Linked DNA regions of Mus musculus: all the other regions are linked to region 1. A link is a loop called in an ENCODE intact Hi-C map of the cell type or tissue named here. Cell type or tissue: gastrocnemius. All regions are shown on one strand.

Region 1 (5,000 bases):
TTTCTAATTTTTCATTCTATTTTTCTTTTGCTCATTCATCGAATATTTCCCAATTCCTGTTCTACGTGACTATGCCTGATACTCTCAGCTAATAATAAACGAGATAAAGGCCTTTTTTTTTTTTTTTTTTAAACAACAAAGCCACTTCCCCAAACAGGTACTTTACAGATGTTCCTATACATAGGCACAGATATACAGAACATCTTGACACAGTGCTTTTTACTGGGAGTTAAGGAAAGAAGTAAGTGTGGAGGTTTGGGTGGGAAGATGCGTTGTATTAAAGAGACCGAAAATAAACTGGAACCACAGTGACTGAAAGGGAAATGGGAGGACTGCAGCGAGGCAGTCAGGAGGTCCACAGGAGCATAGATTTTAAGTTAGCTGCAATAAGAAGCTGTGCAAGAAGCTAAAGGGAAGGACTCCAGATTGGCAGCATATTAAGAGTTTACACCTGGACCTGGAAGAGAAGAGCATGGTAGGGTGGTACAGGAATAGAGAGAAACTTGCAGGAGAATGCTGCAGCCTGCTGAAGCCAGGGAGAAGGTGCAGGAACTGACTGGTTAGGACTTCTGGGTGACCATCAGCTAGATGTTAAGGGGAAGGATACAAGAAAAATCATAGATGATGTTGGACAGAGTACATCTGCTTTCCTTTTATGTGTGAGAGGACCAGCTTATAAGGAAAAAGTTGGTTTGGTTTTGTTTCTCACACTTTTGGTCTACGATAAGTTGGCTTCAGCCCTGAGATAAGACAGTGCATCATTCAACAAGTATGCTTATGGAGAAAAGTGGATCATGTCATGTCCAGGACTCAACCAGAGACAAAGGAAGAGAACAGGGTCCCATAGTCCTTTTCAAATAAGTGACCTTACTTCCTTCTAATAGACCCCACCTCTTAGCAGTTCATCAATCTTCCTGTGGCATGAACATTTGGGAGCATGGGCCCTGCAGGGATGTTCAAAATCCATATTAGCTGAGGGAATATATGTATTCTAATGACTGATGTATACAACCACATGATGCCATGTCCAGGTGACTGAGATATGTGAGGGGCTGCAACATGAAGATCAGCACAGTACCATGTAAATGGGAAGCCCTAGAGACCAGTGTTTAAGAAAGGCAAGTGATTCTGAGATATCCTTGGGAAGTTCTCATCTTCCAGCTTATCACATGGTGTAGACATATGAAGGTCCCCCTTGGAAAGGTTTAGCAAACTACTGTTGCCAAAAGAAATGGACAGAATTTAATCTTCTACCCAGATTCAGAAGAAAGGACAGAAAATATGAGCAAACCTTGTGAGGAGCATGCTCACATCCCTTTATAAACATTCAGGACCAGAGCCCTGCACTCACTTGGAGGTTTGCCACTGGAATTTATCTCAGAAGCAGAGAATTAGTCACAGGATTGCAGGTAACCACAAAAGAGAGGAGGGACACAAACTAATCGCATAATGAGACCTTGAGTGCCAGCACTTGCACAGAGCATCTGTTAATCTTACAAACAATCCCGTGAGAAAGATGTGGCTTCCTTCATCTTTTAGAAAAGCAAACTAGAGCTTAGAGCCACTTGGGAACAAGCTCAAAGAATTATGCACAATATTCAGGGCAGGCTGAGTCTCTATCCTGGAGTACCATAATTACAATCCACAAGTCCCTCTCTCACAGACCAGAGACTTTAACGGTAATATGTACCATCAATTCCATCATCTTGCCTTGGCTGCTGAGCATCTGTCAGTGCAGGGATCACATAAAAATTGGACATTAGACCCAAAGTCCAAATGTCCTTTTCTGGATTTTTCTGTTGCCACCAGAGTGGCAAAGTCTTGTAAGACTCCGGGGAGCCTTAGCTTACCAGGGACACCTGAGTGAACCATGTGGAGTCAGGATCAACGCAAAAAGCAAGAGGAATTTATTGTTCCAGTGCACTGGAGTCGTCCAGACCCAAAGGAGAGGCAGTGACCCCCCAGCACCAGTTTGGGGAATTTTTATATGGTTTCCAGGGCCAGAACAGAGCATCTGCAACTAGGCACAATATGATTGGCTGAACAGTGCACCTTTTAAACTGATTGGTCTTTAGGGAATGAGGTGACAAGGACTTCCCTTGTCTGAAGGTGAGCAATGGTCTGTCCTGAGGAATGTGTCCCCACCCGCAGGTTCCTGCCCTTAGGTCTGAGAAATGCTAATTAGCCTCTCCCTTCCAGAGGGCTGAGGGTTTCATGACCTTCCCAAAGTTCCTACGCTGACCTTTCCACTTCCATCAGTATGGCTTTGCTGGACTGTGTCACAGAGAGAAAGAAAGAAAGAAAGAAAGAAAGAAAGAAAGAAAGAAAGAAAGAAAGAAAGAAAGAAAGAAAGAAAGAAAGAAAGAAAGAAAGAAAGAAAGAAAGCGATTCTGAATCAAATAGATAGTTTGGGAAATGGATCCATTTTCTTTCCTCTGTAGCATTGAGTGAATGAATGTTTCTTGGTGCTCCCTAACAACCTGGCTATGTCTTCTTTCCTAGATGACAAAGTTGTTAAAGAGTGCACAGACTTAGAGTCAGTTCCTCCGTCTTTCCCACACCACTGTGTCAGAGATCCATGTTCCTGCACTGCCCTCTATTTATGACTATCTGAAACACAAAATCAGGAACTCTAGAGGGATCCAAGCACTCTTTAAAAAATTAGGGTGCTATTTTACAATAGACTTATACTGAGTTTTCAACATTCAGTAGGCAGGAGTGTCCATAGTAGTAAATATTGTACTGATATCAAACTACTGCACTTTTGAACTGTATTAGTGATAGCTGAAAAGAGAAAGTTAATACGATTTTGAGATGTTTAAAGGATAGTTTTTGATTGGAGATAGCAATTACAATACTAGAAATGGCTTCCAAAGCTCCTTGGAAAAGAGCATGGAGGGGAATCAGTCCAAGGGCTCACCAGGGTTTGGATACAGCCACAGAATTTGTGTATATTTTCTTGGTGGAACATCGCCATCTTGTGTCTTTTCCAGATATTTCACATAGAAATATGCATCACCATGGTTCTTTTAGTGTTTAATACTTGTTCCCTAGTACAGATTCTAATTTTTGTTTCAAGATTCAAACTAAATAACACAAGTACATGTATATAATTTTATACCTCCCACTTCCTTGTTTGTGTTTGCTAATTATTCAAAATGATGAGTTTATGACTCTTTCATACATGTACGTAGTCTATGTCAATCAATAGGCTATTGTAAACAACTGTATTATAGTATGATGTGCTGGTTAGTTTTATGTTAACTTGACACAAGCTAGAGTCTTTAGAGAGGAAGAAACCTCAATTGAGAAAATGGCTCTGCCTGTAGGAGATTTTCTTAATTAGTCACTGATGGGCAAGGCCCAGATTATCGTGCATGGTGCCATCCTTGGATTGGTGGTCACAGGTTTTATAAGAATGGCTGTGCAAGGCATTGGGAACAGTAAGCAGCACTTTTGCATAGCCTCTGCATTAGCTCCTGCCTCCAGGAGCTCCTACTGTCCTGCTTGAGTTCCTGTCCTAACTTCTTCCACCTATGGGAGGTGGTGTGAAAATGTAAGCCACATAAATCCTTTCCTCCCCAGTTTGCTTTTAGTCATGGGGTTTCATCACAAAAATACTAACTTCACTAAGACATATAATAATCAAAACTACAATGTTATGCATTGCATAATAAGCCAATCATGAGTTATAAAAGTTATATGTTCAAGGGGTTGCAATAGACCATATGGAGTGCAAGAAGACTGAGCACAACCAGCAACATAAAATTTCAAATGCTACACACCTCTGTTCAATTGCCTGATCCTCTGTACATCTCCCCTGTCTCCTCTCACACCTGATCCTGGCCTCTTATTTCCTCCCCACTCCTTTCTCCCTCCCTTAATTCCTCTCTCTCTCTCTACCTCCCTTGATTATTTTTGGTCTTCCTTCTTCTTGAGCTTCATATGGTCTGTGAGTTGTATCATGGGTATTCCAAGCTTTTTGCCTAATATCCACTTATAAGTGAGTACATACCATGTGTGTTTTGTGACTGGGTTACTACACTCTGGATATTTTCTAGTCCCACCCATTTGCCTAAGAATTTCATGAAGTCATTGTTTTTAATAGCTGAGTAGTACTCCATTGTGTAAATGTACCACATTTTCTGTATCCATTCCTCTGATGAGGGACATCTAGGTTGTTTTAAGCTTCTGGCTATTATAAATAAGGCTGCTATGAACATAATGGAGCATGTGCCCTTGTTATATGTTGGAGAATCTTTTGGGCTTATGCCCAAGAGTGATATAAATTGTCTGGGGGAACTGCCAGACTGACTTCCAGAGTGATTGTACCAGCTTGCAATCTTACCAGCAATGGAGGAGTGTTGCTCTTTCTCCACATCCTCACCAGCATCTGCTGTCAACTGAATTTTTGATCTTAGCCATTCTGGCTGGTGTGAGGTGGAATCTCAGGGTTGTTTAGATTTGCACTTCCCTGATGACTAAGGTTGTTGAACATTTCTTTAGCTGCTCCTCAGCTATTCGATATTTCTCAAATGAGAGTTCTTTGTTTAGCTCTGTACCCCATTTTAATAGGGTTATTTGGTTCTCTGGAATGTAACTTCTTGAGTTCTTTGTATATTTTGGATCTTAGCCCTCTACCAGATGTAGGGTTGGTTAAGATGACAGTGTCCTTTGCCTTACAGAAGCTTTGCAAGTTTATGAGATCCCATTTGTCTATAGTTGATCTTAGAGCCTGGGCCATTGGTGTTCTGTTCAGGAAATTGGATGGGGAAATGGGGATAGCCGCTAGAAAGTCCCAGATGCCAGGAAAGCAAGAGGCTCCTAGAAAACAACGAGGATGACATAAGCTGAAATATCCAACTAAGGAGAGAGAGAGAGAGAGAGAGAGAGAGAGAGAGAGAGAGAGAGAGAACCTGTAAGGACCATAACAGAGGTTAGGCATGGCCCCTGGTTGAGGAATGGGGCCACCTACCCATCTCAAAAATATTAACCCAGAA
Region 2 (5,000 bases), 62 kb before region 1:
TTACTAAATTGTCTTGTAAGTAATTATGTATTAGTTTTCAATTCTCAGATAAAATTGTGCAAATCATTTCCATCTTGATTTCTTTGGTGACCCGCTTAGCCTCCAACACCATGCTGTCTAATCCCCACTAGTTTGTGTACTTCTGCAGTTTCTCTTGGGATGGATTGCTGCCTTTATGTAATTGTTATCAGACAGGATGTAGGTAGTAGTTACATGTGATCCATGACGGCATTTAACTCCTATTTTTTTATTGTTTATTTTTTGCTGTGATGACCTGTCAATGGATGAGAAGGGAGTCTTAAAATCACCCACCATCGTTTTGCATTTTTGTTTTTAAAATTTATCCTTGTCCTTGAATGAGGGTTTCAGTTCCTCTCTTGTCTTCAAGCCCCGCCAAGGACATTTTGTCCTCTCAGGGATCCAATTCTGCTGGTGAGGCTTTTCCAAAGAGCTTTTTATTTAACTCATAGGATTTTTCATTTCTAGCACTTCAGTTTTGTTTTCCCATCTCTGCTGACTTAAAATTTAGATCATTCTGTCCTTTCCTGACCATTTCCATGAAGCTGTGTGTGCTCTCCAGAACTTCCCAGTAGTTTGTGCCCTCTTTCAGTTCTATGAACTTATTGATAATTCTTGCCTGGAATTTTATCTAGCTCACTCCCATTGCTGGCTGTTACACTCTGATTAGCAATGTTGAGGGAGACAAGTTCCCTGGGTTTTCCTGTTTCCTGTGCTTTGCCCTGGCTGGAACTTACACATTAGGAGCTACATTCCTGGGTGAATGTAAATATGACGATTGTGTTTATATGTCTGTGTTTTGAAAAATCAGAAATAAGTTACAAATTGGAACCACTTAAGTTTGTTTTTTTTTATGATGTGTTAAAATTATTATTGTCTGCCAGGTATGGTGGTACATGTCTTTATTCTTAGTACTTGAGAGGCAGAGACAGGTAGATCTCTATGAGTTTAAGGCCAGCCTGGTCAACAGTGAGTTCTAGGACAGCCAGGGCCATACAGAGAAATCCTGTCTCAAAAAACCAACATATATTATTTTATATATTTATATATAAATATGCTTATATTCTATATTTTAGCACACCTAATTAAAATGGACATGTGCATATTTATAAATTTTGGTAATATAATAAAGGCCTAATAAAAACATGTGCCCTACTGGGCAATGGTGATACACCCTTTAGTTCCAGCACTTGGGAGGTAGAGGCAGGCAGATTTCTGAATTTGAGGCCAGCCTGGTCTACAGAGTAAGTTTCAGGACAACCAGGGACACAGAGGAAACCCTGTCTAGAAAAAAAAAAGGAAAAAAAAGTGCCCTAATAAAATTGGATACTCATAACTTTTTAAAACATATTAAAGTGAAAGATTTTGGTCTATTTCATAAAACCTTAAAACACTATGTGTTTAATGCTATGTGTAAAACAACATTTACTGGAGTCACAAGAGAACCTTAAGCCATAAAATGCATGTTATATAGATACATGGTAAATGCTCCTTCCAAAATACATATACATATATATGTGTGTATAAGTGTATATGTGTATTCTTTTGTATAATATACATGGGTAACATACAAGTCAAATAAATTATTATTCAAAATATTTTTAATATAAAACTGCTAAAATTTAAGGTTTTAATTAAGGTTGACCTAACTACATATATATTAATGAATATGTGTGCTTTGTGTTTGCCAAAGATCTTTGTGGTAACTTTCTTTTTTAAAATTGGGAATTAAGGCCTGGCATGGTGGTGCACGCCTTTAATCCCAGCACTCGGGAAGCAGAGGCAGGCAGATTTCTGAGTTCGAGGCCAGCCTGGTCTACAAAGTGAGTTCCAGGACAGCCAGGGCTATACAGAGAAACCCTGTCTCAAATAAATAAATAAATACAAACAAACAAACAAATAAATAAATAAATAAAAATGGGAATTATAAAATACATAATTCCAACAATCATCCACAGTTGAAACTCTTGTTTTAAAAAAATCTGTCTTATCTTTCTTACTGTATGATTGTATATGTATACATACCTCTGTCTTACTACATGTATGCACTGTTCACATGTGCTATATTTTTCATATCATTCATTCAGTGCCGAATTGGCTTGTAAGTGGTCAAATAAACTAAAGCTGTTCAATAAGTCCACTTCCTCTTGGTTCATAGTAAAAGTAGAATTTTAATGGGAAAAGTCCTAAATCTAACTCCATCAGACTAAGAAAAATTGGCTAAGTGCTCAGTATGCCTATCATAGGGACAAAGTAATGACAAACAGTATTTAGTCAATTGAAACAAATACAGATGGCTGATGATTCTAGATCTTACTTTGGAAGACTTCATGTGAGTTCTTAAATTTAAATTTTTATAAGAATTCCTAAAGGATTAGATAGGCATATTTATCCTGTTCTGGCGTTATCTCCCTGATTCTTGTCTCAGCTCTGGTTCACCTGAAGATCCCTGTTGCTCAGGGTTACAAATTAAGAGACAATTATCCCTGGTTCAGGGTGCAAACTTTTCCTACATGGTAAATGCACTCCTCTGAGATGATAAGCCCTTTATTGGAAGGAGTAAGAATATGACTTATCCTTGTACTTCTGGGTGACTCATCTATGTGTGATCATGTAGATAAATATTTTAAGGACCTGAAGAATATTTTTGACTACTACTATATCTTACAAACAAAACAAGTTTTTCAAGGCTCATTTCTGAGCCAAGACTGTATGATATTTGAATAAAATATCACTATTTAAAAAAAATCTGCCTCCTGGCTTATAGTTGTGCTAGAGAGATGGCTCAGTGGTTAAGAGCACTGACTGCTCTTCCAGAGGTCCTGAGTTCAATTACCAGTAACCACTTGGTGGCTCACTACAATCTGTAATGGGATCTGATGCCCTCTCCTGGTGTGTCTGAAGACAGCTACAGTGTACTCCTATGCATAAAATAAATAAATAATTTTTAAAAATTATAAAAAGTCATCTCAAGGTTTGTGTGTATCTTAATGCATCTCGTTACAGCATAATTTCTCTTTTACATATTTGAGACAACAATTAATCTTCTCAATTTTAAAGAAATGTAACTGTTTAGGTAAAATGCTTGTTATTCCTGCTTTGGATGCCTCATAAAGCCTATGGTGAAGTGATCTCTATCTCTATCTCTCTATCTATCTATCGATCTATCTACCTATCTACCTATCTACCTATCTATCTATGTACACTTTTATAATTACCTGAATCTTTAACAAATAATTGATTTAAATTGTTCAAAATCCACAGGATTATTACTATATTAACATGTATTTATAACTTTAAGATATATAAGATATTTTAAATATGCTTTATGTGTTTTTGTCTTAAAATATTCTAAAATAACAAAAACATTAATAATAATAATTAAAAGCACAATCAAGAAAAGAAAAAATTGTAACAGTTATAAACGTAAAGAGAAGAAACATCCTTTTGGAGGTTTGTACATTGAGATAAAGAAGATTCTCCAAGGGAAATTGGTGAGAATGTTCAAAGATTCCCGGGTTGTACCAAGGCTGTGAAAACCTAGAGCTAAGGGAGTAGACATGAAAATATGTTGATTTTAATATAAAATTACTAAATCTTTTCATTTCAAAATTTATGTTAAATATCAGAAATTCTTCTAACAGCGTATAGGGTACCAATATTTTAAATCCAATTTTTAATAACCAAAAAGAATAAAGTTTTTCCTACTAAAAAGGAAAGGAAAGGAAAGAAAAAAGAAAAGAAAAGAAAAAAGAAAAGAAAAGAAAAAAAAGAAAGAAAAGAAAAAAACTGGATTCGATGAAACCCAAGAAGAAAGAAGATCACACCAAAGTGTAGATGCTACAGTCCTACTTAGAAGGTTGAAGAAAATAATCTCTGGGAAGTAGAGGGAAAGAGGGATCTGGGAGGGAGCAAGGAAGGAGAGGGAAATGGGGGGCACAGTTTAGATATGGGAGGAGATGGAGGAGAAGTACAGAGGGTCAAGAATTTGAAAGTAGGTGTATAGCAGTAGAGGGGAGGACTGGGGTTAGCCACTAGAAAGTCCCAGATTCCAGGGACCCAAGAGGTTCCCAGAACCCACCAATTAGTCAAAATAGCCAACAAAAGTGGAAGAGAATCTGTAGAGACCATATCCAGTAGAAATGCATGGCCCCTGGATGAGGGATGGGGTCACCCACCCACCTCAAAAATATTAATCCAGCATTCTTCCAGTCAAAACGAAATGCAGGGACAAAGAATGGAGCAGAGACTGAAGGAAAGGCCATCCAGAGATTGTCCCAACTTGGGATCCATCCCATCTGCAGACACCAAACACTGACACTATTGCTAATGCCAAGAAGTGCTTACTTACAGGAGCCTATCCCCTGAAAGGCTCTGCCAGAGCCTGACCAATGTACACAGTCAAACATCGGACTGAACAGGGTTGGGGGTGGGGAAGACACCCAATGGAGAAGTTAAGGCAAGGACTGTAGGGCTGAAGGGGTTTGCATCCCCATAGAAATAACAACAGTGTCAACCAACAGGACCCACCAAAGCTCCCAGGGAGCTAAACCAACAACCAAAGAGTACACATGGGGGGGGGCATGGCTCCAGCTGGACATGTAGCAGAGGATGGCTTTAGCCAGCATCACTGGAAGGGGAGCTTCTTGGTCCTGTGGAGGCTTGATGACCCAGGGTAGGGGAATGCTAGGGTGTACAAGAAATATTCAGGGCTAGAGAGATTCCTACTTGAATTTTATTTCTGCTTCTAATTATTATTATGAAATCAGATTAGATTATGCTTACCAAACTCTAAAATTCTAATGTCTAACTGGTCAGGTCTCTGGTTTCTCTGGTGATTAAGCTTTGGAACATAAAAAGGGCAATCTTGCTAAAAAGAAAATTCAAGGAAAAACTGTATTATCTAATATGTCTTTCCACTTACCTTTCTAAACAAAATACAATCACATTAGCATCCACGGAGAAGAGCTGTGCTTATTTAC
Region 3 (5,000 bases), 230 kb before region 1:
TTTCCAAAGAAGCGCCTTCTCCTGCCATCATGGTACAGGTGGAACTTGCTCAGCAAGTCCAAGCTAATACCTTGCCCATATTTTGTTTTAGTGACAACATTGCCCCCATCAAAGGCAACCCAGGAGACCACAGCATCCATGAACAGGAAAGTAGGCCACTAAACAAGCAAGCTTCAGATGGGGACTGATTTTTCAAATGCCTGTTTCCTGGTCCTTATCCTTCTAGCATCAGAACTGAGTCATTTACACACCTAACCTAGCCTGGTCCTCCTACAATAAGGTAGTGTAGTTTGGAGGTGGAAGGAACTTGAATCAATTTTGGCATCACTTCTTAACAGCTATGGGGGAAAATCACTACACTTCTCTGTGCATAGGTTCCCCAAACAGATGATGAGAATCACCTCTCACTACATGCAATGTGAGGACTGACAATGCACTGAAAACAGAGTCTAACTGTCTTCTGCTTTGATGACATTTACATATGGTACCATAGATTTGGAGGGAAGGATAAACACCCTACCTCAACTAAGGGAGCCAGTCTGGAACAAAACTGACCAATTAAACAAACAAATCTTTTATCAGCCTGTTGCAGAAAGGGTGTCTCACGTTTTCAATAATCTGTCCTTTAGAACTTAGCCTTTTTACGTTACTTTGACAGATAAATATTTGCTTGCTACCTTTCCTGCTACACCCAGAAGCATTTGGCTTTAAGTGAATATCATACAAACAGACAGATGAAGTGGCATTTTTATTTAACCGAAAACAAATCTCCAACCACTAACAGTGTTCATAACAGTAACACCTAACAGCGAAGAAACACAGAGTTAAGCTGAGACAACTGGTGTTCTACAGGGGCTCTAAGGGAAACTGAAAACTAGGGGAGGGAGTCCTATGGGTAGGCACAGATGCCAGGCAACTGACCGATGGGGCCTGGAGCCCTTCAGCTAAGGAAGGTAGGAGAAAAGCTCCACAGTGCTCCATCCCATCTGTGAAAAAAGCAAGCCCTCTTTACCGACTTTATCCCTGCTATTTCCTGTACTGCAAGATTTCCCAGACTCCTGCTCGTTAGAACCGTCGTGGTAGTCTTCCTTTAGATGTTATCAATTTTTCATTTATGCTAGCGAGTCTCAAATCAAATGCTACAAGAGTTTTGAAAATTCTAATTCTCAAGATCGACCCGTGAAATCTGAGTGTATGGAGTGGTAGCTAAACAACGGAGGAGGGGTGTAGTTTGTTTTGCTTGTTGATTTTTAAACCCAAATGATTTCATTGTGTAGTTAAGTTTGGGAAACTGAGCCTTACACCCCCTCCAACAAAAGTGCACGGAGCACCAACCCCCAAGTCCAACTTGGATGCGGATGACATCAACAGCAAGTGCAGACCTGACTCCTGGAACCCGAGCGGCTGGATTTTGAAATTGTGCAATTAAACCTTCCGAGGCATGTTTCTCGTGTCAAGTGGGTTTATGGTCGGATAGTCATGAAGCCAGACTTGTTCATGTTCCGTCTGGACAGTTGGCATGTGTGATCCATGGACATCAATGTTTCTTTTTAATTAGGGGTTATATTTTAGTTGGCCAAATATCAATCACTTGGGGGGGGGGAGGGGTGTGGAAGGAAAGAAAAGAAAAAGAAACCCAAGAGGGAACGTCTCAGCTAACAAGTAAGAAAGTTTGCTACCGGCCTCATTTTGAAACACCAAGGGTGCACTACACCCAAGGGCCCAGCTGTCACAAGGAGGTCAGCCATCCATTGCAAAGGCAAGTGATGCTGCAGCAGCCCAAGCTTCTGGGAAAGGGCAAATTCAGGGATCCCAGGGGAAGTAGCCACCCCGCAACGCTAGCTCCAATCTGGCATGGAGCCTTGGTCCCCAACCAGTGCACCTAGCCTGGCAAGTCTCTGGCATGCTCTATGCCTAAGAGGCGGAATCGACCCACCCCACCCGCCACCCCCACGCCCTCCTTTTTTTTTTCCTAGTGAAGAAGCAAATGACCACTAACACCATCTCTTCCCAGAAGTCCTAGGTGGTTAGTGACAGAGAGATCTCCACACTTCCAGGTCATTGCTGCAACTACACACCCGCGAAAGGGCAAGCCAGAAATCTGCAAGCTACATTGGGACTCAGGCTACCAGGTCCTGAGAGTACCCTGCTGGAGAAGAGAGGAGTTGAGGGAAACCGCGCTCAGGAAACCGCGCGTCTCAGAGGTTCCGACCTTGACCAGGGGCGCGTTGGTTCGCACTCCAGTCCCTCAACTCTCACACTGAGCGGGTGGGACACACCCGACCCGCTTGAGGATCCGGGGTCCCTCCGCTCTCCCTGACAGTACTGGGCGCACGTGCGCCAATGCCCGGCGTCCCGCGCTGTCCCGCACCACGTTTCTGCTCCGAACGCCTACTGAGCGCAGGAAAGTGAGGCAACTAAGTTGGCAGCAGTCAAGAGCCCCGGAGCGCACAGCCGCGGCTCCCACGCTGCCCTGGCAGCCCCTCTGCTCCTAGCCCAGTCTCCCTTCCTTCGGCGGCCCCAGTCTCGCCCATTCCAGACTCCGTCCAGTTCCTCCTATGGTCCCGGCCGCCTTTGGGAGCCAGAAGAGGAGGAGCGGGCGGCTGGGGACTTAGAGTCCCGAGCGGAGGTTGGGACTGGGCGAGCTAGCTCGCAGGGGGCGCGGGCCGGTGGGACACGCCCTTACCTTTCTTTTCCTCCAACGCCCCACCTGCGGCGCAGAGCGCGGTCAGCAACACCAGCAGTGTGGTTCTCGCGGTCCCTGAGGGTCGCATCTCTGACCGGGAGAGGTTGGCTCTGGCTCTCCGGGATTAATCCGAGACAGACGGAGTCCCACGGTTGTGCCCAGTGACTGCGCCGGCAACGACGAGACCCGGACACAGGCTCGCGTCCAGGTGACCTGTCGTCTGTCTGGGAGGCGGTAGCCTCCGGGACTCGATCCAGACGCCCTAGCCCAGGAGGAGCGCACAGTGCGGGAAGAAGAGGAGGGAGGCTGCTGCGCGTTGCGCTGGGGCTGCCCAGACGTCTAGTTAGCTCGGGTCGGGACTGGGGGAGGCTGGGCGGGAGGAGGAGGGACTAAAGAAGGAGGAGGGATCCAGAGGAGCGAAGAGGAGGAGAATGTCAGGAGAGAGGAAGCGCTCTCCGCGAGGATCGAAAGCAGGCAGTGACCGGAAGGTGGTGGTGGATGGCCTTGGCCACCACTAGACAAGGCTCTGGGGGCGAGTTCTGGCTGTGTGCAGCGGGTCAGTGGGTGGCCTTTGGAGTTAATTTCTGAGGGGACTCCGCTCCGCTGCATTTCAGGACCTAGGAAGTCCAGCCAATCTATGCCAGGGTCCCCTCCTTCCTTCCCTCTGTCTCCCACCTTCTTCCTTCCTTTCTTTCAATTAACCAAACAACTCTGGACCACCTCGGTTACAAACTGTCCAACCACAGAGCACAGGTTGGAGAATAACACAGGTGGGGACGCTGTTCACGTATTCTCCATAACTTCTCCAGGATCTCAGAAGGGTCAGGCTGACTTGGCAGCAGTTTCCAACAGCACAGGCAGAGGCGGGTGCCTCAAGTCTGAAGTGGCACTAAGAAGTCCAAGGGTCCTTCAGATCCCATCAAGAACCCTCCATGTCTTCTGAAAGAAGGGCAGCCAACTCCTGACACTTAGAAGGGCCTCAGTATATTTGCTGGATGAAAGCATGCATGTTGAAGAACATGGCATTTTCTACACCTGGAGCCAGTCTGGAGTGCTTGAAAAGCAAAGCAACGTACACATGAGGCAAATTCCTCCACAAAAGCAGAGACTTGACATAACAGCAGTGAACAAATCTTTAGAGCAGTTAGCATCCTCTAGTGACCTCAGCTAGCCCTGCCGCACATCAGGAGGCAAATTGCCAAGTAAGTTCACTTAGAATTTGACCAGTAGAAATGTGTCCCTGAACTTCAGGACCCACAACTAAATTCCTTCAGCAAAGACCAACCAATGTCCCTACTTCTTAGCTATCAGAGGAATGTCCCCTGCTTCCATTCAATCCAAAGTCTCTGAGTTTTTCACAAAATCACTTGGTCCCCTAATTTAGGCCCCTTTGCTGTGGGTGTCCTTGTTAGCAGAAGTCATGGCTAACCAGTGAGGCTCAGTCCAGCTTTTTCCATGCAGCCAGAAAGGAGGCATTCCGGACTTTTCGTCCGCACCCTGCAAAGTCAGGGCTGCTGCCCAAGTTTTGTAGGTGGCGTCTTGAATGGGAACACGTCACCCAGCCTGTGCAGGGACCCTCATCACAACCTGAGACCTTCACTGAGAAGTAGAGCGGGGTTTCTTAAACTTTTCCCACGGGCAACCTCTTTTCATAGATGCTTTTTATGTAATCTTGGGATTTTATATAAAATAGGTGTTCAAATCAGACATCGACTAATGGTAGATCCTAATGCAATGTTAAGATAATTTTTGGCATATATATGACTTTACCACTTACTAAAGATTAAGGCAAATTTGCATACCAATGAGATTGATTTGTTTATTGTTACAAAAAATTAGGTTTTGAATGAGTACTTGAAGCTGTGGAATGTAGAACATCTGTAATATTGTTCAGAGTTAATTAATATTTTGATTTACAATTCTCAAAGCATGAAACAGAAAAAATATATTTAGGGTCATCTTGGAAATTTCATCCTAATCCTATGTTAAAATTCTGTTACCTTTTTATAAAGAGACTTAAGACATTGATTTTAAATATTAAACATTCAAACACAATATAATCCAAACATAACCAAACATACTCATTTGAAGCTCCTATGCTAAGGAATGATGGTAGGAGAATATTAAAAATGTCTTGTTCTCTGTATTATGACATTATTATTCTATAAGAGAAGACAATTGTATGTGATAAGTAAAACTTTTGCAGCCATACCATATGGTAGTCTTGCATCTGAACTGAGTTTCGATGCAGCACTTCTTGGTACTCCACGGTGTAACAGCATGCACAGAGCAAAGAGTGAATAATGTGTGTATA

What was found. Peaks named below come from ENCODE experiments on the same cell type or tissue, not always from the same donor. Only the 100,000 strongest peaks of a DNase experiment are listed, where the experiment ranks them.
Region 2: it touches region 1 in a loop (2.6-fold over the local background); 5 of 42 quality-filtered maps call a loop at or near these places.
Region 3: a loop joins it to region 1, with 3 times the contacts of the local background. A loop is called at or near these places in 12 of 42 quality-filtered maps.

What each region holds. Positions count from the first base shown.
Region 1 is chr11:16,523,068-16,528,067 of GRCm38, reverse strand. No RefSeq gene overlaps it. Among named protein-coding and RNA genes, the nearest start is that of Sec61g, 17 kb to the right of the region's middle. In gastrocnemius, a CTCF peak has its summit at 3,005 (motif pointing left); a DNase peak (open chromatin) is centred at 2,913; H3K27ac peaks cover 2,702 bases.
Region 2 is chr11:16,584,883-16,589,882 of GRCm38, reverse strand. No RefSeq gene overlaps it. Among named protein-coding and RNA genes, the nearest start is that of Sec61g, 79 kb to the right of the region's middle. In gastrocnemius, a CTCF peak has its summit at 2,893 (motif pointing left); no DNase peak of the experiment used is centred here; H3K27ac peaks cover 1,307 bases.
Region 3 is chr11:16,750,257-16,755,256 of GRCm38, reverse strand. Egfr (epidermal growth factor receptor) reads right to left here and starts at 3,054. Exons shown (of 28, transcript NM_207655.2): 1 at 2,687-3,054. The coding sequence starts at 2,774. In gastrocnemius, a CTCF peak has its summit at 2,163; DNase peaks (open chromatin) are centred at 1,817, 2,433, 2,993, 3,500 and 2 more places; H3K4me3 peaks cover 3,662 bases; H3K27ac peaks cover 3,789 bases.